2 separate regions of the Mus musculus genome follow, and region 2 is linked to region 1. The links are chromatin loops, found by intact Hi-C in ENCODE. Cell type or tissue: gastrocnemius. All regions are shown on one strand. Links, peaks and the distances in the headings refer to the core of each region. The heading gives the core; the rest is flanking DNA.

Region 1 (10,449 bases), core at 1,211-9,210:
TTACTGGCTCTCCCCTCCCCTCTTCCCCTCCTCTCCTTTCCCCTTTCTTCTGCCTCCCAAGTGCTGGGATTGCAGGTGTGTGCTACCAGGCTGGGCTAAAGTTCCCTTCCTTTGTGTGTGGATTTGTCTGCCTCGTGTGTGTGTGTGTGTGTGTGTGTGTGTGTGTGTGTGTGTGTGAAGGTGAACCTCAGGTGTTCTTGTCTGATCAGGAATTTGCCAAGGCTGGTCAGGCAGGGAGCCTCAGGGAGCCCATGACCTCCCAGTGCTGGGATTTCAGGTGTGCACCACTATGCCTGGTCCTCATGTCCGAGAATTGACCACTGAACCATCCTCCCAGTCCATCTTTCTCTTTTAAGGCTGAGTAATATTCCTTTGTATCTCTAGACTGTTGCACCTCTTACCTGCCCACCTAGCAATGGGACTCATGCTGGCTCCCTTCTGTGTATGAAGCCACACTAAGCATGGGTATACAAGTGTCCCCTCGGACACCCCCTTCAGTTCTTTGGAGATTATATTCTAAGTCAGAATTGCTGGAATTTCAGGTTTCACTAAACTTTTCTGTTGTTTAAAGCCCTCTCTGCTCTCCGTTTCCCTTGCTCTTCCCCCGGCATGGTAAGCCCACTCCTGCCATCCCAGCAGCTGGGAAGTGGAGGCAGGAGGATCAGAGATTCAAGATCATCTTCAACTACATAGAAAATTTCAGGCCAGCCTGGTCTGCAGAGCAAAATCCTGTTTTAAAGAAAAACCAAACAAAACCCCCCAAAGACCGGTGCTGTGTCTTGGTGAAGCACTGGCCCAGCTTGTACTAGGTCCTGTGTTCTACCCCAGCACCACAGAAACCCAGGTGTGGTGGGTGATGCAGATCTGTAAGTCCAGCATTGGAGATGCAGAGGTAGGAGTTCTTGGCTACATAGAAAACTGAAGGTCAGCTTGGGCTATGAAATTTTGTCTCAAAAAACAACCCCTCCTCCAACTGAACAAAACCAAACCTCTCTCTAAAAACATAAAGAGATAAAGGGGTTGTTGAGGCAGGCTAAGGGTTTGCTCAGTGGTCATGAACTCTTCCCAATCATAAGGACTGGGGTTCAGATCGCAGCACTCCCCTCAGGTGGCTCACAAATGCCTGTGACTCCAGCTCCAAGGGATCTGGTCTCCAAGGGTATCAGTGAGCACACACACACACACACACACACACACACACACACACACACACACACACACACACACTCACTCACACACTCAAATCCTTTGTAAAATAAAGGAAGGAAAGAAGGAAGGGAGTGAGGAAGAGAGAAAGAAAGAGGGAAGAGAAAGAGAGGGGAGAGGAAGGAGAGGAGTGAGGAGAGAGGAGAAAGAGACCCCCAGTGGGTCCTACAGTGTGTGCCTGGGTTATCTGAGCTGCTTCTGTGGTCCTGTGGCTGAAACTCCCCACCTGGAGTTTCACCTTGGAGCTAAGGAGCAAGGTTAGCCACCTGGGCAATGACTGAGATCCTCCATCATCAGTTCTGGCTACCCTTTGTTGACAAGCAAATTAGATCAGTACTGTTTGGTGTCTCTTAGGATGAGTGGAGTCTCTCCTTCCCTCCTTTTGAGACAGGGTGTCAGTCTACAGCCCAGGCTGGTCTGGCACTGAGTGACCCTCCTGCTTGGTACCCAGTGCTGGGACTGCAGATGTGCCCCCAACGCCTGATTCTGTCTAGTTTTCCCACCACCCTTTGACAGCCTCACTGTGTAGCCCAGGCAGGTCTTAGATCCTCTTACCTCAGCCCCTGGAATGCTGGCATTATATACACAGCCCACCACACTCCACCAGCTCAATAATTTCTTACTCTTACAGGAAACTATAGAAGAAATAGAATCTTGAAACCATATCTGTAAGCTCTTCAAGGATATAGGAATTAATTCTTTTAACGTTTAAAAGTATTTATTTTATATGCATGTCTGTGTGCCATGCTTATTCAAACCCCAGAAGTTCCCAGCAACCACAATGGCAGCTCATAACCATCTGTGACTTTAGCCCCAGGTCCTCTGGAAGAACAACCAGTGGTCCTAATCACTGAGCCATCTTTCCAGATCTCTCTCTCCCCCGCCCCCACTTTTTTCTTAAACTTGCATGGATGGGCTGGGGATAGGAGTGGTGGGGTGCTGGCCTAGCATCCTTGCAGCCTGAGGCTCCATCCCCAGACCCTCCAGAAAGCTCCACTGTTGCTGACTCACTCTCTGTCTAGTGAAGCCTGTGATGGCCACCAGATCCACATGTGCATGGGAGCCTGAATCCACCTGAGCTCACTGAGAAATGAGGGAGAAGCCGGTGAGCTATGATAACTATCACTTTAGACATACCGCAGGGAGCGAATAGCTGAAATCCTTTCTTTTAGCTGTTTTCAGGTGATGTTATTACTAACCTGTGCTGCAGACTCACAGCTTCCAAGGCTGCAGTCCATGCTCACCAGCTTCAGTTTCTGGGCTGTATTTGTGATGAGGCACGTCATGGTGTGTTGCATATGGTGAGGCAGAACTCACTGAGAGGTATTCTGGGAGGAGAGAGGGATCGGGGTTCTAAATCCCTGTTGGGGGTCAATCCCCTGTGACTTCAGTTTCTTCACTAGACCCCACCCCTCACTGGTCCCATCCATCACTCCCGAACACCAGCACGGGCTTCAGCATGTAGCCTTCGGGGCTCATCTCAGCAGTCCAGACTTTAGGAGTTTTATGAGTACTTACCTGGACATTCACGGTCAGTGTGTGGAGATGCATATGACTGCAGATATGTGTATGTTTGCATGCAGGTGTGTGCTGAGCCAGAGGACAACCTTGGTGACCTTCCCCAGGTGCCCAAGGAGGTCACCAGCAGACCTTGCGGTGAGCTCTGCCTCACTTCCCAGAGGGGGGCTTTTTAAAATTTAAGTCTGAGAGACTTAAATTAAAGATTTATTAAATTAAATTAAAGATTTATTTATTTTATTTATATGAGAACACTGTGGCTGTCTTCAGACACTCCAGAAGAGGCATCAGATCCCATTACAGATGGTTGTGAGCCACCACGTGGTTGCTGGGAATTGAACTCAGGACCTCCGGAAGAGCAGTTAGTGTTCTCAACCGCCAGAGCCTTCTCTCCAGCCCGCAGGGAGCGCTCTTAACTATGAGCCTTGTTGGTTTAGCCCCAGCACACACTGCCTGCCACTGCTGGAATTTTACATTGGTTCTCAGGTCCTAAGCTTGTGTAACAAGCGCTTTACTGTGTGAGCTGTCTCCTCAGCATCATCCCCCTTAGTGTTTTTATGAGACACCATTTCCTTACTCCCGGGAACATTTGGCGATAATTTTACCTCAAACAGCGGAACTGTGTGTGTTTGTCTGGCTCCCCGTGTTGAAAAATGCATCCTTTAGAACCTTTTAGGAACTGCGTTTGCGGACCAGTGGTTTAGAACCGCCGGGTTCCCGCTTGAAGGTTCTGTGGCAGACCACCAGGAGGCGCTGTGGTCCACGAGCTGAGCAGGTACCAGGCCTCAGAAGCCGAAAACGCAGATCCCAGGTTGTGTCTCCTGGCCTTTCGCTTCCCAGCTTTAGGGAGCAGTGTTCTGAGACACTGGTCGCAGAGCCCTCAAGACGTCATTTCTCACCATACCAGTCCTCACACAAACCAGTTCTTTTTAAATGCGAAATGAATCTGGTAAAGATCAGTTGCAGGCAGGCTAGCTGGGCTTTATGCACAAGTTTGGAGACCTGAATTCAATTCCTGGAACCTGTGTAAATGTGCCAGGAGCGACACGGTTCCACATTACCGTCTGAACCCTCTCTGCATGCTGTGGCTCAGGTGTGAGAGCACTCACATACACAATAATAATAAAGGAAAAACTTCCAAGATCAATTGCAAGGGATTGTGGCTGTCTTAGTGGCTGGACTCTCGCCTGGCATGTGGACAGAGTTTGAATCCCAGGTCTATCAGGGTCTACGCGGCTGACCCTGAGAGCGGAAAACCTCGTCCTCTCTATGGTCTGGTTTCCTTGTCTGTAAAGTTGAGACAGCGATAGCATCCAGCTCTGGGTGGCAAACATTTCCTTTTGTTCGTGGGTCTATACATGTTTGTGCGTGCAGGCGTGTATACACACGTGAGCATGCATGTGGAGGTCAGAGGTCAATCACAAGCATAATTTCTCAGGAGACCTCCACTCTGGTTTTGTTTTGTTTTGTTTTGTTTTGTTTTGTTTTGTTTTGTTTTAGTTTTTAAAGAAAGGTCTCTCTCTGTAACCCTGGCTGTGCTGTTCACTATGTACACCCGGCCGACCTGAACTCACAGAAATCTACCTGCCTCTGCCTCCTGAGTGTTGAGATTAAAGACATGTGCCATTTATGCCTGGCTTCCACTCTGGTTTTTAACACAAGTCTCTCATTGGGTCCTGGGGCTCATCATTAGGCTAGCTGTCTGCTCTGCAGCCCCAGCAACCCTGGGATCCTCCGGTCTCCCCTCCCCCTCCCCCTCCCCATGCTAGGGATACAAGGCTGCAAGATGTCTGGCTTTTTCCATGGGTCCTGGGGATGAAGCTCAGGTCCTCATGCTCAGAAGGCTTTCCGCACTGATTCTTCTCTGCAGCCTCAGGCGGCAGCTTCTCTACAGTGTGGGCTCAAAGACACTTGGCGTACATTCTCTGTACCAGGCAGAAGGGACAAATGGTCTCAGGGCCTCGTCTCCATAAGGAAAAGAAAAGAGATGAAACCTGGCTTTTAGACAGGACCTGCTTAGGAATCAGAACGCTTTCTTTCTATTCTTTCTTTCTTTTTTTTTTTAAGGGAAGGAAGGTTGAACAATTCTAGCCTAGTTGATATTAAAAAGAAATAGGTCTGGTCCCAGGGCGCTGCTTCTCCAGTGCAGCTGGCTGGCTTGCAGGGCAGAGAGACCCTCTTTTTGTCCTTTGAATAGTGGCCTTGGCTTCAAGCCACAAAGGAAGGTCTACAGAGGCTCTGGGGTGTCCCTCCCCCCCCCCCAGTGCCTGGCAGGCTCTCCATGCTCTATGCTGGCTCCTAAGTGTCTTGCAAGCACATGTCCCTGAAGTCTCCCTCCTGGCATAGGACTTTTGATGTAGGATTCACTTGTGCCTTAGGTCTCAAGTCTATAACAGTGCTGATCCATCCTTCCTCTTTGTGGGGTCCATGAGCTTACGCTGGCCCGTCTCTCCCTGGCTTTCACCACCAGCACAGGACGATTCTGAGCTTACAACGCCTATCACTTAGGTTTTGAGGCAGGGTCTCTGACTGACCTAGAACTTGTTCATGAGGCTGGGCTGGCTGGTTGGTGACCCCAAGGGCTCTGCCTGTCTCCACAGCCCCAGTGCTGAGATTACACACTTGTGCCACCCTGCCTAGCTTTTATAATCATCATTGTTATTATTTTTATTATTACATTTATATTTTTTGTGTTTATGAGGTTGCATATCAGGGTACACATGTGGAGGTTGGGGGACTTTTTGAAGTCATTCTCTCCTTCCATCACGCAGATCCTGGGGTTCAAACTCAGACCCTCAGTTTTGGTAGGCGACTCCTTTATCCGTTGAGCCACCTTGCTAGACCTGACCTGCCTATATATACATGTATGTATGTATGTATGTATGTATGTATGTATGTATGTATGTGAGACTTTTGCCTACATGTGTGTATTTGTACTGAATGCATGCCTGATTTTTGCAGAGGTCAGAAGAGGGCACCAGAAACCCTGGAAAATGGTGTTACTGACGGTTATGAGCCTCTGTGTGGACCTGGGAACTGAACCTGGGTCCTCTGCAAGAGTAGCAAATACTTATAACCTCTGAGCCATTTCTCAAGTTCTTTCATTCCCTTCTAATGTGTATATGTGTATTCCTGTGCATGGATTTGTGCACAAGAATGAGTCCCCAAATAGGCCAGGATAGGTCACTGGATTTCTGGAACTGGAGTTAGATATGCTATGAGCCACACCCTGCATGAGTTTTGGGAACCAAACTCAACATCCTTAGTGTTCGAGCCACTTCTCCAGCTCTGTTGCTTTGTGCTGCTGCCTCTTCCTCCTTCCCCTCCCCTCCTCTTCCTCCTCTTCCTCCTCTTCCTCTTCTTCCTTCTCTTCTTCTTCCTCTTCCTCCTCCTCCTCCTCCTCCTTTTTAAATGTATGTTCTGAATCTCAGACTCATGTCTTCATAAGAATTTTGGCATCTGTGCCCTTTCCCCAGCCGAGGTCACACTTCTGTGTACTTTAACCCATATTCAGTGCCTTACCCTCTCCCACTTATGCTCATCTGAGGCTCTCTCTAGCTCTTCATTTGCAGTTTGGATGTCACAAATCCACTTTGGGGTGAAAACACAGTTCAACACAAACAGATCAAAAGCAAAGCATGCCCAGAGCTTCCTGGGAGCAGAGTAATCCTGGTCTGATTCCAGTATGGATTCTCATTCCTTGAGGTCCAGTGGCTTCCCGTGAGGAAGCACAGTCTAGATGATTGTTCAGATACCGAGATGGTCGCATCCCAGCCAGTAGAGAGCAGTTGCTTTCTTGTGAGAAAGCTCCCTGATCCTTCCAGGTCCCTTGCTGGGTCTCAGATGCATCCAGAGCATCCATATTCTAGAAGTGATGTCATTTGCAGGTATAGGGAAGGGACCCCAGCCACAGATGCTCAACCCCTTTCCAGAATATGATGGCGAATCTACTTAGAACTTGTGTGCCCATCCCAGACACACTAAGGGGACTTCAAGTGACAGGATGCAGCTGAAGTAGAAAGCTGGGCAGGTGAAATCCACACCAGGCCTCATAAGTCCTCCACAGTCCAGGGAAGGCAAGGGATCCCCCCTTCTCTGAATTGATTTCAGATGATTGTAGCAGACAGAAAGAAAGTAATCACATTAAAAGGTGTTTGAAATCCTAGAGCTCTGCAAAAACAAACCAAACAAAACCTAGCAGATTTTTTGTTGTTTTGTTTTGTTTTTGCTCTTATTTCACCCGGTGTGTGTTTAGCACAGGGGCCATTTCCCCTCCTAGATACATTCAATCTCCAGATGGTTGAGTCTGTAGACCCAGAGAGCCAACCATTTTTTAAGTGCATCTTGGATTTCCACATCTGACCAGGTAAGTAGAGCACACGGCTGAGTGGGAAGGCCTGGGACCAGGGTGTGGCTCTGTGGTTACAGAAAGCAGAGCTGCTGCCCTGGCCCTGAGAGTGACTTCTGGGAGAAGCCTCTCTGCTCTACCCTTGAGTTTCATGGGGACCAGGTGACAAGGTGAAGTCACTAAGGATGTGAGAAGCAGAATCATTAGAACCAGCTATGTGTTGGGTTAGGGTATTGCTATGAAGCCAGGCTGTTCTGAAACTCTCTAGCCTTCTGTCTCAGTTTCTGGAGTGTAAAGATGTTGGCCTGTGTCACCATGCCAGGCTACACTGATGGCTCTGACCATGTTTTGAGCCATGAGTACTCTGCAGTCCGGTGAAGTCAAGGGACCCACCTCTCTGAATGATCAAACCAGACGGAGGAAGTCAATCATGTTGAAAGCATTTGAGATCCTGGAGTTGTCACAGACATGTTTCTCTAAGTGCTATGTACAGCAGAGCCGGTGGCAGATCAGAGAGGCCAAAGTAGTGGAAGTGAATGGGCTTTCAGAACCTCTTCTGGGTGACATAAACACTGTCTCTATTGGCAACAAAGTCACAAGGATCCTGCTGATCCCACTGCCACCTGTTGCTTTGAAGTGTCACTGCAGCTAGAAATGGTGAAAGAAAGATGTGAAATTTTTTCCATCCAGATTGCAGACTTTGTAAATTAAAATTAAAATTAAAAATAAAAATTAAAAAAAATACTGGGCATGGTTATACAGGCTATCACCCAGCATTTGGGAGTCTGAGGCAAAAAGATAGAGTGGCAGAGACTAGCCTAGGCTATGTAGACAGGGCTTTATATAAAAACAATCAAACAACCTCCAATAAATAAAGTGACAGGTAAAGAAAGAAGTGAGTTCAGAGGGAACACTGAAATTTCTTGATGGAAGAGGTGGTTAAAAAAAAAAGGAGGAAGCTAGGAGACTATAACAGGTTGGGACACAGCCTGAGAGGGCTCAGAGGTTAGCAGCACTCACTGCTCCTACAGAGGACCCAGGTTCAGTTCCTAGAACCTCTGTCAGTTAGCTCACAATGGCTTGTAGCTTCAGCTCGAGGAAGATCTGATGCCTTTGGCTTCTGGCCTCTTTGAGCACTGAACTTACATGGCATGCATTCACATGGAAACAGAGACACATATAACTAAAAATATAAATAAAAACGGGACTAGAGAGATGCTCAGTGGTTAAAACCACTTGTTGCATCTGTAGACAACCAGGTTCAGCTCCCAGCACCCACATAATGGCTCACAACCATCTGTAACTCCAGTTCCAGGGAATCTGATGCCCTCTTCTGGCCTCTTTGGGCACAAAGTATGCATATGGTGCACAGACTTACATGCAGCCAAAATGAATAAATATTTTATTTATATAAAATGAATAAATATTTTTAAAATTTAAAAATAAGTCTTTTAAGAAAAAGAAACCAGGGGAAAGTCAAAGGGGGCCAAGGGCTAGAGGTTGGGGAAACTGAGGAACAGTGTGGTTATGCCTTTGGGCTTAGGAGCCACAGCACCCAACATCAAGTCTTGATCCAAGTTCACTGCACCCTTGTAATGTTAATGTACTTGCTCACACCCCACTCCTGGTACCAATCGCAGACTCCATTGATTTCTGTGGTACCTTACGGGCTCTTTTCCTCATTTGTGACATTGCATTGCCCACTTTAGAGTGGTGGTGTCAGAATGGAGTGAGCCAATGAGTACCCCCAAAGCACTCAGATCCTAGACCCTCAGTTCCAGGACTCCTGTGAATACCCATGTTGTTCATTAGTTCCTTAGTATTCACTGAAAACAGTTTTAACTTTACTTGAATGGATCAAACAGTCATGCAGAGTTGGGCATTATGATGTGGTGTTTCAATCTGGTGCACAGCACTGGAAAAGTCAAAGGCATTACTGTGTCCATCATCTCCCAAGCTTCACATTGAAAACGAGGCTCTGAATACATCAGGGATCTTCTGTGTCTGTTCTCCCTCCCTCCCTCCTCCCTCCCTTCTTCTTCCCTCCCTCTCTCCCTTCCCTTTTCCCTTTCTTCTTTCTTTTGGATGTGTGTGCTTGTGTGCACATGCACGTGGAGGCCCAGGTATCCTCAGGTTCCTTTTATTAAGCAGGGCTTCCCTCTCATTGTCCTGGACCTTGCCATAGTGAGCCCCAGGACCCTGCCTGTCTCTGCTCCCAGTGTGTACATGCTGAGCAAGCATGTGCTTACACACTGAGCGAGCATGTGCTCACACACTCAGCTATTCTTTGTGTGGGTGCTGGGGCTCTAACTCAGGTCCTTCTGCTTGTGTGGCAAGCACTGCTTTTATTTAAGGCATCTTTCTGACCCCATGAGGAAATCCCTTACTCGCTGTTTTGTTTTTTGAGGCAGGCTTGTGCTTTGTAGCCAAGGCCAACCTCACACTTGTGCCTCCTGAGTGTGGGCTCAGAGGTGTCCAACCCCATGTCTGGCTGCTGTTGTTTGCTTTTGTTGCTTCTCAGAACTGCAAGGGGTGTGAGCTTTCAGTACAGTCCAGTTGAGGCCTGGCTAACCTTCTAACTCCCTCTGCACTCCTCCTCTTTGGATTAACTTTGACTGGCTTCTCCTGCAACCCAGTGAGACACAGTTAATAAAAATTACAGCAAGACTGGCTTCCAAGAGGTGCCTGCCCCTTCCTGCCCCTTCCCATCCTCCATCCTTCCTTCACGTCTTTCCTTCTTTCCTTCTTTCTTTCTTTCTTTCTTTCTTTCTTTCTTTCTTTCTTTCTTTCTTTCTTTCTTTCTTTCTTTCTTTCTTCCTTCCTTCCTTCCTTCCTTCCTTCCTTCCTTCCTTCCTTCCTTCCTTCCTTCCTTCCTTCCTTCCTTCCTTCCTTCCTTCCTTTCTTTCTTTCTTTCTTTCTTTCTTTCTTTCTTTCTTTCTTTCTTTCTTTCTTTTAGAAACAGGTGCCAGTCTGTGGCCCAGGACAACCTGAAAGACACTGATTTAAATCAGACTTACAGCTGTTCTCCTGCCTCAGCATCCTTAGTGCTGGGGTCATGGGCAGAAACACCACATTCAGCTCTGGAATGCTTTCTTTAGAAAACAAACGTCCCTTCCCAGAATCCCTGGAAATTCTTCAGGATCTTACTGGTCCACACCTGGCCATTTGTCTCAGTTAGGGTTTCCATTGCTGTGAAGAGACAGCATGGTCACTGCAACTCTTATAAAGGAAAGTGCTTAACTGAGGGTGAATTACTGTTTAGAGGTTCAGTCCATTATCATTGTGGCAGTGTGCATTTTGATCTGCAAGTAACAGAAGTGACCCCCCTCTCTCCCTCCTCTTTCCCTTTCTTCTTTCTTTTGTGTGTGTATGCATGT
Region 2 (10,449 bases), core at 1,706-9,705, 150 kb after region 1:
GCTACCTGAGTGTGGTAACGTCAGAGAAGTTCAGCACTGAAGGATCAGAAACTCAAGACCAGGGCCAGTTGCCTTTCTATGCCCAAGGTGACACTTGCTGCCATTGTCCTCACAGGGCAGAGAGTGGAGAACGCCTCTTCACCTGAGCTCTTTTCCTGACATGGTCTCACAATGTAGCCCTGGCTGGCCTACAATTCACAGATCTGCCAACCTCAGCCTCCCAAATGCTTGTGTTCAAGGTGTGCGACACACATCCCATCTACCATTGAGCGCTCTATGAAGACCTATCTATCCATCCACTAAGGTGCTTTCTTCCTGGTTTAACCCCCTTTCCTGGGAAGACCAGGTTCCAGCAGACATGTTTCTTGGGTTCTGTGTATAGCAGAAGGTGGATTTGTACAACCCCAGATGACTGAGAGACAGCCCTGCTCCCAGGTTTCACCTTGGTAGCACTTGTGAATCTTAGAAGCATGGGTCTCGTGTAGGCTGGGATAGGGAGTCACAGAATCTTCCATCATCGCCAGAGCTTTCCACGCTCACGGCCTCTTCATCCCACTCTCTCGGCTGACAGCCTCACTGATCACCCCAAGCCCCAGGCCCAAGACTGCCCACACGCTTCTCTCCTTATTCACAAGGGCATGGCAGTCACGGCCTCTGTTAATACTTACTGATGCGGACGGGAACATGCCGCACAAACCCAAGGTCCTGAGTTCAGATCCTCAGAACTCATGCAAATGGCAGGTGTGCCAGCTCCCAGTCTGATGATGTGAACAAGGTAGATGAGAGATGGAAAATGAGATCAGCCTCTGGCCTCCACCTGCACGCACATGCAATCACACCACGTTGGGGGGGGGGAGGGGTAAGGGGGCGGATGGCAGAAGAAGAAATTCGTGCTTACATACTTCCAACCAGCAGAGAACGTGATACTCCTCCCCACCCACAGCCACACCCCGGTGGAAGCTGATCCCGAAAGAATTTAGCTGCAATAGCATAATGAATGAGATGAAGACGAGGCAGCAGACATCGTTCCAGAGGCTCACACACAGCCCAGAAATCCCCTCCCCCCCAAAAGAGAAGTAGTTACCATCTCCAGTTCACTCAGGAAACTGAGGCCCAGAGGGATGAGATGAGTTGTCCAAGGCTACACAACTGGTGATTAGAACAGTTTGGATCTGGACCCTTTGAGACCCTCATTACAGAAAGTATGGAGGACACTTGATTGTAGGGTTGGATCTTTAGCATGGCCACACCCGTATGAAGTCTTTCCAGCTTCCTGATCGTTCTTCACTTTAGGGATTTTTTTTGGTCTCCCTATGGTCAACAACACTTCCAAAATGTCTTCCAGTCATCACATCAAGACACAAGGCCAACAACCACAGACAGGAAGAGAAAGGGCTGTTTCCTGACGTTTGACTCTTCTCCAGGAGAAACTCTTTCCCGGAAATACCCAGCAAACTGACTTGGGCTCTGGTATCATGTAACTAGGTCATATGACCAGCACACCCATAGCAAGGCATGCTCTGCCACCAAGAGAGAGTGGGAAGTCCTTGAGTGGTTCATGTAGCCCATGAGTCTTTGCTTTAAACTTCCGGGCCTCCCGTCTCTCCTAGAGGAGAGTCTGTTATCGTCTAATATCTCCACAGTTGTGTATCTTTACCTCTCCATCATTTGTGCATTCAACAAACACTTGCTGAGAACTTAATGTTTGTCAAACTTACCTTGAGGTGCTGATGGGCACCCCGGTCCCTCCAGAGTGGCCGTGCAGGAGCACCACTGTCCACGGTGCCCATGGGTGGCTGTGGTGCTCCACATGTGACCACTCTAGCTGAATTTTTTGTTTCTTTGTTTAATTTCAGTCAGTTTAGATGCATATTTAAAAGCTGTAGGGAAGCTCTACCACTCCAGCACTTGGAGGGACAGAATCAGCCTGAGCTCTCATAAGCAATGAGTGCTTTCATAAACCCATAGTAAGTCGGGCCGCTGGTTACCTATGGGCAGCCCTGCTCCTGGATGCCACAGGGCCTGCCGTTGGAGTCCTTCTGAGATGTGTAAATGCATGTACCCAGGGACTGGCTGCTCTTGCAGAGGACTCCGTGCCCACGTTGGACAGCTCACAACTGCCTTTAACTCCAGCTACTGGTGATCCACTGCCCTCCTCTGGCTGCCACAGGTGGACAGCTCACAACTGCCTTTAACTCCAGCTACTGGTGATCCACTGCCCTCCTCTGGCTGCCACAGGCAACTACATTCACATGCGTCTGTACAACCAAACACACACACACACACACACACACACACACACACACACACACACGTACGCACATACACATGATTAAAAATAAAACAAATCTTAAATAAACCCATGTACTCAAGTCTGTCCTGAGAGCTCTCTCTTCTCACAGCAGTTAGAAACCTGGTCTTGGGGGTGGCTGCCCTTGGTCTTCTGAGTCCTGCTGGTGCTGCTCTGAACCCCAGTGACGTCCTCCTCAGAGACCCTGGCTCTTGGCCCCCGGGGATGCCGCTGTCTTCCACTTGGACTTTCCTCCCTCCTCCCACGTCTGTATCCTCATCCTCTCCTCTGCTCTTCCTATGGCGTCCTCCAGAGGCCTGAGGTGGCCAGCCCTCGCTGCATGCCTGCTTTGTACTTAGTGTTTCTTCTCCAGGGGTCCCTTTTCTACTGCTCCTGTCTGCTTGGGGACACTCGGGAGCCTGTCACCCTGTCCCCTGTCATGCTGTACCACTCACCCACAAAGTATTTAGGAAGCAGAAGATGCTTCGGGACAGAGGAAAGGTGTCTGTCCTCTGAGAGAGGAAGTGGGGTGCTGCTTTGCGCACAGATGCATCTCAGTTTGGACCAGGATTTGAAATGCAGCGAGGTGAAGAAGAGAGGCAAGGGAGCCACAGTGTTCCTGACACCTGAAAGAAGAGAGTCGGCTCTGGGAGCAGTGAAGACTGAGCTAAGCAAACTCTCATGGTTGTGCTACAGGATTCTCTTAGAAGTCTCACACACAGTGGAAGTGTGTGTGTGTGTGTGTGTGTGTGAGAGAGAGAGAGAGAGAGAGAGAGAGAGAGAGAGAAAGAGACAGACAGAGAGAGAGGAATGTATGTATGTGTGCATATATATGTACACACATGCGTGTATGTGTGTGTGTGAGTGCATGCTTATATGTGTGTGTGAGTGTGTGTGAGAGAGACAGAGAGAGAATGTATGTATGTGTGAGTGCATATGTATGTGTTTTTGTGTGTGTGCATATGTATATACACACATATGTGTGAGTGTGAGTGTTTGTGTGTGTGTGTGTATTTCTTTGGTTGTTTTGTTTTTGAAGCAGGATCTCACTATATAGACCAACCTGGCCTGGAATTTACAGAGATCCACCTGTCTCTGCCCCAAGAGCGGGGATTAAAGGCCTAGCCACCGTGCCTGGCTCTACGGGAAGGCCTTTAACACAGACACCTCCAGTTCAGCCTGCCTTCCTTCAAGTCCTGATATCCCCATGAGCCTCCTCCTTCCTTGTCTTTCCTATCTCCATTGGTACCAGCTCTTTGACCCACACCAAACCCTGGCGTCACCTTAGTCTTTCCCTTTCCCACACAACGCTTACTCCCTGGTCAGATGCTCGGGGGAATTGGAACTCCTCACCACCAGGCTCTCCCGTCAGCTGTTCACTGTGGCGCTCCCTGAAAGCCTGGTACCTAAGTTTCTGTGGAATGAACAAACGAGTGTCTTTTGTTCTCCACCGCGACCCTCCCCCATCCAAGTAGTCTCTTGAAGGTCAGGCTCTGCAGGGTGGGAGTGTGAGGCTGTTCACACCTATGGTCCTGAGTTCGAGTTCCTTCTTGGTGTGACTAAGATCTTTGGTGTGACACTGATTTCTGCGAGTCTTGGCATCCTCCTCTGTAAAATGGGCCGTGAGCGACTGGCAGCCTCGGATGCAGGCCGGATGCAGCGCACCCAGGCAGGCTCCCTGATGCACAGCGTTAATGGCAGCTATATATAAACCAGGGCCTCCTTTGTACTCCCACCGCCTCTGCCCTACTTCTAGCCCTCATTACACCGGCCGCTCTCACAGCTCCTTCCTCACTCGGGCTTCATCGCCACCAATCTGTCCTCTCAGCTGTCAAGCTTGTCTTCCCCTTGCCAGCCCTAATCATGTCCCTCCTCTGCTCCACAACCTCCTGTGACTCTCACTGTCCACAGGGCAAGACACTCCCGATAGTCCCCAGGTCACAGCCTCCTGATTTCTACACTTCCAATTCCTGCCATCCTTCTGGGGAAGTGGGCAAGGGGACCGGAGCTCCAACCTCTTGGGAGTCAGTTGAAGTCATGCTGGGTGTGAGAGAGGCCAGTGCTGGTGCTGTTCTGAGGCCTGGGCCAGCTAAGGCCAAGGTCTCACAGTGTAGTGAGTTCATCTGGGGCAGCTCTGGGGCCTGGGTCTGAGAGTTTGTGACTGCGCCCTGGATCTGAGCTCCCTGGCTCTGTGCTCTGCTGTTGGGGGCCTCCATTTCCCAGTTTCCTGCCTCCTAATTCAGGAGCCACAGAGGACCTTTCACTTGGATCTGTGTGCCATCCTTGGGCTAATTGCATATCTAACACCAGCCCTGGCCATGCCCAGTTCCTATCACCAGCCCACCCTCAGGTTCTGGCCTTGCCCCACCCTGGTATTTGTTTCGTTTGTTCATTTGTATGTTTTAGTTCCAGGGTAGCCTTGAACTCCTTTTGTGTCTTTGAAGAATGATGATAAGTTGGGGGAGGGGGTTGGAGCAGAATGAGCAGAGTCTGAGGGTGGGTGAGGGAAAGGATGGGGCCAATGGCGCAGGGCTTTGGAGAGCAGCAGGAGGACTCAGCTTTTGCTGAGGAAGGTCTAAGAAGACAAGAGACATGATGGGGGTGCTGTGACAGTACAATCCCAGCTGGGTACAGTGTCCTATGTCTGTGGTCCCAGCCCCTGGGAGGCTGCGGCAGAATGATCACAGGTTTAAAGCCAGCATGGGTTACAAGTGAGAACCTGTCCCAAAGAGCCAAGGGTCAAAGGTGTATCTCAGCAGCAGGGGGCTTGCTCAGCATGGCTGTGGCCTTGGAGTCAGTACTACAAGCAACAATGATTAGTACTGGTATGTTAGAGCTGGGGATCTAGCCTGGAGGCTGAGTGTGTGTGACTGGGAGTGGTGGTTCATACCCATTATCCCAGTACATAAGGGGAGGCAGGAAAGCTGGTCCCAGTTCAGGACCAACATGGGCTGCAAAGTAAAACCTTGCCTTAAACATATGTATGTTGTACAAATATATATATATATATATATATATATATATATATACACACACATATATATATGTATATATATACACACACACATATGTATGTATATATGTATACACACACACATATATATATACACACATATATGTGTGTATATGTATGTATGTATATATGTGTATATAAATAATTTAAGATGTGTGTATATATACATATATATATAAAGACCTCCCCTTTAAATTTTATATATATAAAATTTAAGACGTGTGTGTGTGTGTGTGTGTGTGTGTGTAGAGGTGCATCTCCTTAATCTCATCATGCCTCATGCAGTAGCAAGAAAGAAATCCCGTGTCAAACAAGAGCAAAGACAAAGGCAGGCATCTGAAGGTTGTCCCCTAACCTACATATGCAGCCCGGGGCAGTGCGTGCCCATACACACAATCCACAGGAGGATACATGCAGGTTTGACATAAATAGCACGCCATTCCATAGAAGGAATGTGGGCTCCTTGCCTCATTATGGCATTGGGTCATCCTGGAAGCATTCACTGTGGATAACAGAGAATGGTTGAACTTTGAATAGAAGATGGTAACTATATTGTGGAATTAACGTTACCTGTTCCTTTTATTTGTTTAATATGGAAGCATTAAATATATTTGTTTAATGTGGAAAAGTTAGGTTTCTATTGGACAGTGCTGGTCTGTTCTCTTCTCCCTCCACTTGAGATGAAAGACATTGCCTTGTGGATGTTAGACAAACACTCTGACACTGAGCCACACCCCTACCCTCACTGGGGGATTCTAGGCAGGTGCTCTACCCCTGAGTCACACCCAGCCCCTCACTTGGGGATTCTAGGCAGGAACTCTACCCCATGATCCACACCTATCCCAACCTGGATAAGAGCACTGGGGTGCTGCCCCCAAGTGGTAAGGAGCTGTACTGGTGTAAATGCCACCACTTCCCTTACAACCCTCCCTTCCCCAGTCTGCCCCCCTCTCTCACGCATTTTTTCTCCTCGGTACACATCACTCTGACATTTGATGTGTTTACTGGGTTCTCTCAGCTTTCTCAACACACAAAGACCCTTAGCTCCTCTGTGCATGCTAAGCAACAGCTCTGTCTGCACAGAGAGAGGAGAGTGAGGCTCAGAAATAGAGTGGTGCCTGACAGGGGAAATCTGAAGAAGCCCAAAGAAAACTGCAACGTTGGGGTGAGCCAGGCATGGTTGGAATCCCAACAGTCAGGAGGCTGTACTACGAGAACGGCACAGCTCAGGCCTGCGCTGTATAGTAAGATTCTGTCTTCGTGTGTGTGTGTGTGTGTGTGTGTGTGTGTGTGTAGACTGAGACAGAAGGAATTCTATGAGTTCAGTAACAGCCTGGGCTACATAATAAGTATGCTACATTGTGATACTGTCATATATATGTATTTGCACTGTGGGGTGGTTCATGCTTTTAATCCTAGCACTCGGAAGGCAGAGTCTGCAGGAGGCTCTGTATGAGTTCACTCCAGACCTGTCAAAACTACACAGTGACATAGTGTCTCAGAAAAGTGTGTACAAACACACTTAATCTTTATCATATATAAAACAAGCATTTTGTGGAGAAAGAGAAAAGAGAACTGGGTGTCACTGGCTGTCTCTGCTCTTCATGTACCCCAGGCTAGCTGGCCCATGGGCATCTTGGGACTAGAGGTATGTCCCCTCTCTGTGGGTACACATATGCACTCATATATCACACACACATGAAAAAGGGGGGATAATAAGTCACCTCTCGTTCCAAAGGACAGGAACCATCACTGTCACTCAGTGGGAGATAGAACTGAGCTGATGCTGAAGCTGTCTAATCCCCAGCTGAGGTACAACCCCACTCACCTGCCCTGACCCCAGCTTCTGTGTCTTACTGTCATTTTCTCTTGTAGCATCTTGGCCACTGTCGGGACGGAGTTTGACCTACGGACACTGAGGGCGGTTCGTGTGCTGCGGCCACTCAAGCTGGTGTCTGGAATCCCAAGTGCGTGAGTCTCCATCCTTCTAGAAGATTCTGCTTAGCCCCCCCCCATTCCCATCAGGGCATGCTCCCCATAGGGGTCCCAGGAACCAGGTCTATGTGGTCTCTGGAAGCAGACCAGAGGCCACACCTATTTATTGAGCACCTACAGTCTGCCAGGAGTCATGTTCTGCACATGGCTTCTTTAGCACCCAGAACCTATTATAGAAACTATTTTATAAGTGGGCACAGAGAGAGACTCGGGATGGCTGAATAGTTGGATTAGGGTCAGATTAAAGAGAAGGGGCTGAGTGAGAATTAGTCTTGCCTGGGTGGTAACCCTGTGATAGTGACTGATGGCAGTTAGTACCTGTGAATGGAGCACTGCACAGAGAGCCTCCAATGCTCTCGTTTTGCCACTGTACTCAATCAGTGGATATCCATTGCACAGATGAGAAGGGTGAGGCTCAGAGGAGTTCTTGACAGGCGGGTAGAATGAACACAGGGTCTGTGCACATTCTCCTGCACACTTGGTCTCCAGGGATGTCTGGGCTTCACGACATGGGGCAGGCTGTGGCACAGGCTCAGGATTCTGTCCCCAACATTCAAGCCAGACCAGATGCCGCCAGAGGGCTATTTCTAATCCATGTCCTCACCTGATAGAAATCAGAAAGCAGTTACTCTGGGTAGCTGAAGGATAGTTCTGCTCAAAGAATACTTACCACAATTGTGAGGAACTGAGTTTGGTCACAAAGAACCCTTGCAAAAGCAAACAAACAAACAAACAAAAAACAGCTGGGTATGGTGGTGACGTCTGTAATTCTGGTACTGGGAAGGTGGAGACTGAGGCTCCCTGGAGCTCACAGCCAGTGGGTCTAGCTGAATCAAGGAATACCAGGTTTATGAGATTCAAGGCAGATACCTGACACCTGTGCGCGCGCGCGCGCGCACACACACACACACGTACGCACACACGCTCATGCACAGAGCGGGGGGTGGAAATAAGTACCACACTGCCCCTGCACTATGTTCCACATATTGGCATCATTGACCTGAGTGACTCCCATCCAGATCTGAAGAGGTTTCTCTGGTGGGCTGATGTCTCTCAGTACTTGCCTCGCCATGGCTTCCCCCTCAGCACCATAAGAAAGTTCAAAATTAAAAAGATTTCCCAGCTGACTTCCAGCACATTTATTTTACAGGGAAAAGGAGCCCATAGCCAGGCTCTGGGAGCCCAGCAGGCATCTGTGTCCCATTAAATTAAGAGCAGGTGACAAGCCAGTACTAAGGAGCTGGTGTTACTCTCCCTGGTGGATAGGGCGAGGGAGACATTTGCTAGGATGAAGGGAGAGAACAAGAAGGTAAAGTGGCCTGCAGGCCTGCTTTCCATCCTTGGTCCCCATATGGAAAGCCCTGCATCCTATGAGTCATCCTTTGACCTGCATGTGTTCACTGTGATACACACACTCACACACTAGATAGATAGAAAAAGAAAGAAAGAAAGAAAGAAAGAAAGAAAGAAAGAAAGAAAGAAAGAAAGAAAGAAAGAAAGAAAAGATAGATAGATAGATAGATAGATAGATAGATAGATAGATAGATAGATAGATAGATAGATAGATAGATAGATGTAAAGGTGAGTTAGAGAGTTGGCCCACTGGTTAGTAGCATTGGCTGCTCTTCCAGAGGCCCAGGTTCAGTTCCCAGCATCCACATAGCAGCTCACAACTCCCGTTTTGGGAGTTCTGACACCCTCACACAGACAACCATGTAGGCAAAACACCAATGCACATTTTAAAAAGTCATTAAAGTTGGGCAGTAGTGGTGCATGTCTCTAGTCCCAGTACTTAAAAGGCAAAGGCAGGCAGATCTCTGTGAGTTCAAGGCTAGTCTGATCCACAGAGCTAGTTCCAGGACAGCCAAGGCTACACAAAGAAATCCTGTCTTGAAAAGCTAAATAATAATAATAACAATAATAACAAAAACACCTACCTGTGAAGAGCACAAGGAAGAGCCCCCTTACATAATCTGCCCAGTGTCCGTGGGCTCCCCACTCACAGGTTCAGGGGCTGAAACAGTCATGGGTGAACAGCCTGTCTGATCCAAGCACATGGCTTTCTTGACTTTGTCCCTGAACACCACAGTCTAAAAATTATTTACATAGTGTTAACAGTGTATGAGGTGTTAAGAGAAGAAGCTGGGTGCCGTGGCTCATGCCATTGATCCCAGCACTAGAGAAGCAGAAGCAGGCAGATTTCTGTGAACTTGAGGCCAATCTGGTCTACATAGAGAGTTCCAGGACAGTAAGGGCTACAGAGAGAAAACGTGTCTCAAAAGAAAAAAAAAGTTATCTCAAGATATTTAGGTGACACAGGAAGACATGTGTAGACTCTGCAAACAGCATCCACTTTATAGAGCAGACGCAGGTGTCCGCAGATACTCCTGTCTACGGGACCTCTGGATACTGCGCAGTCTGTGTACGGCACGGAGACTGTGGTCAGAATTTGGCCTGCTTCACAGGAAGTTAGAGTCTCAATCTTCTAGCTTGCAATGAGGGAAAAGGTGGGGGGGGGATTCAGGGAAAAGTTGTTGTAACATTTCTTGAGTTTTAGGGCTGTGGTGGGCTACAACATAGCTCAGTTGGTAAAGCACTTAACAGAAGCACTGATGATAACGGGACTTCGCTCCCTAAGACCCACAAAAGAGTAGAGAATGGACTCCAGGAAGTTTTCCTCTGACCTCTACAGATAACCACAATAATTAATTAAATTATCAAAACACTTAGAATCATGGAACTCTTCACATAGGATGAAATTTTAAGCATCTTTAGTTTTTAACCCCCTTCTGTCTCACAAAATACCTAAAATATCTATGGCTGTATCATCTAGTGAGGTAAAGACACTGATGGTGGGTCTGTGAGGATAAGGGCTTGCCTGGGCCCTGATCTGATGTTCACATCTGGATCCTCCACACCTAGCCCACCACAGCCCCCAGGGACCACCTGACCCCAGTGTCATCCTTCTCAACTGAGCTGCTCAGAACAGGGAAGCTTGTATGGGTAGTGCCTAGTAGCCTGGGCCAGGCTCACACAAGTGCAAATGCTTGACTTTGCTGTCTCTTGAGCCCACAGAGAAATCAAATATCCCTGAGCCCCACTTCCCAATCTGCTGCCTGCCTGGCTCATGGCCACAAGCTGATGAGTTTAT

What was found. Hi-C counts contacts between places; a loop is a spot of excess contacts. Peaks named below come from ENCODE experiments on the same cell type or tissue, not always from the same donor. Only the 100,000 strongest peaks of a DNase experiment are listed, where the experiment ranks them.
Region 2: it touches region 1 in a loop (2.9-fold over the local background); 32 of 42 quality-filtered maps call a loop at or near these places.

Annotation. Positions count from the first base shown.
Region 1 is chr8:84,360,440-84,370,888 of GRCm38, forward strand. It overlaps a transcript of Cacna1a not described here. Among named protein-coding and RNA genes, the nearest start is that of Gm23626, 15 kb to the right of the region's middle. In gastrocnemius, for the core only: a CTCF peak has its summit at 3,467 (motif pointing right); DNase peaks (open chromatin) are centred at 3,482 and 4,921.
Region 2 is chr8:84,507,785-84,518,233 of GRCm38, forward strand. Cacna1a (calcium channel, voltage-dependent, P/Q type, alpha 1A subunit) reads left to right here. Exons shown (of 47, transcript NM_007578.3): 4 at 7,179-7,270. Among named protein-coding and RNA genes, the nearest start is that of Gm32854, 76 kb to the right of the region's middle. In gastrocnemius, for the core only: CTCF peaks have their summits at 2,214 (motif pointing left) and 6,177 (motif pointing left); DNase peaks (open chromatin) are centred at 4,081 and 6,167.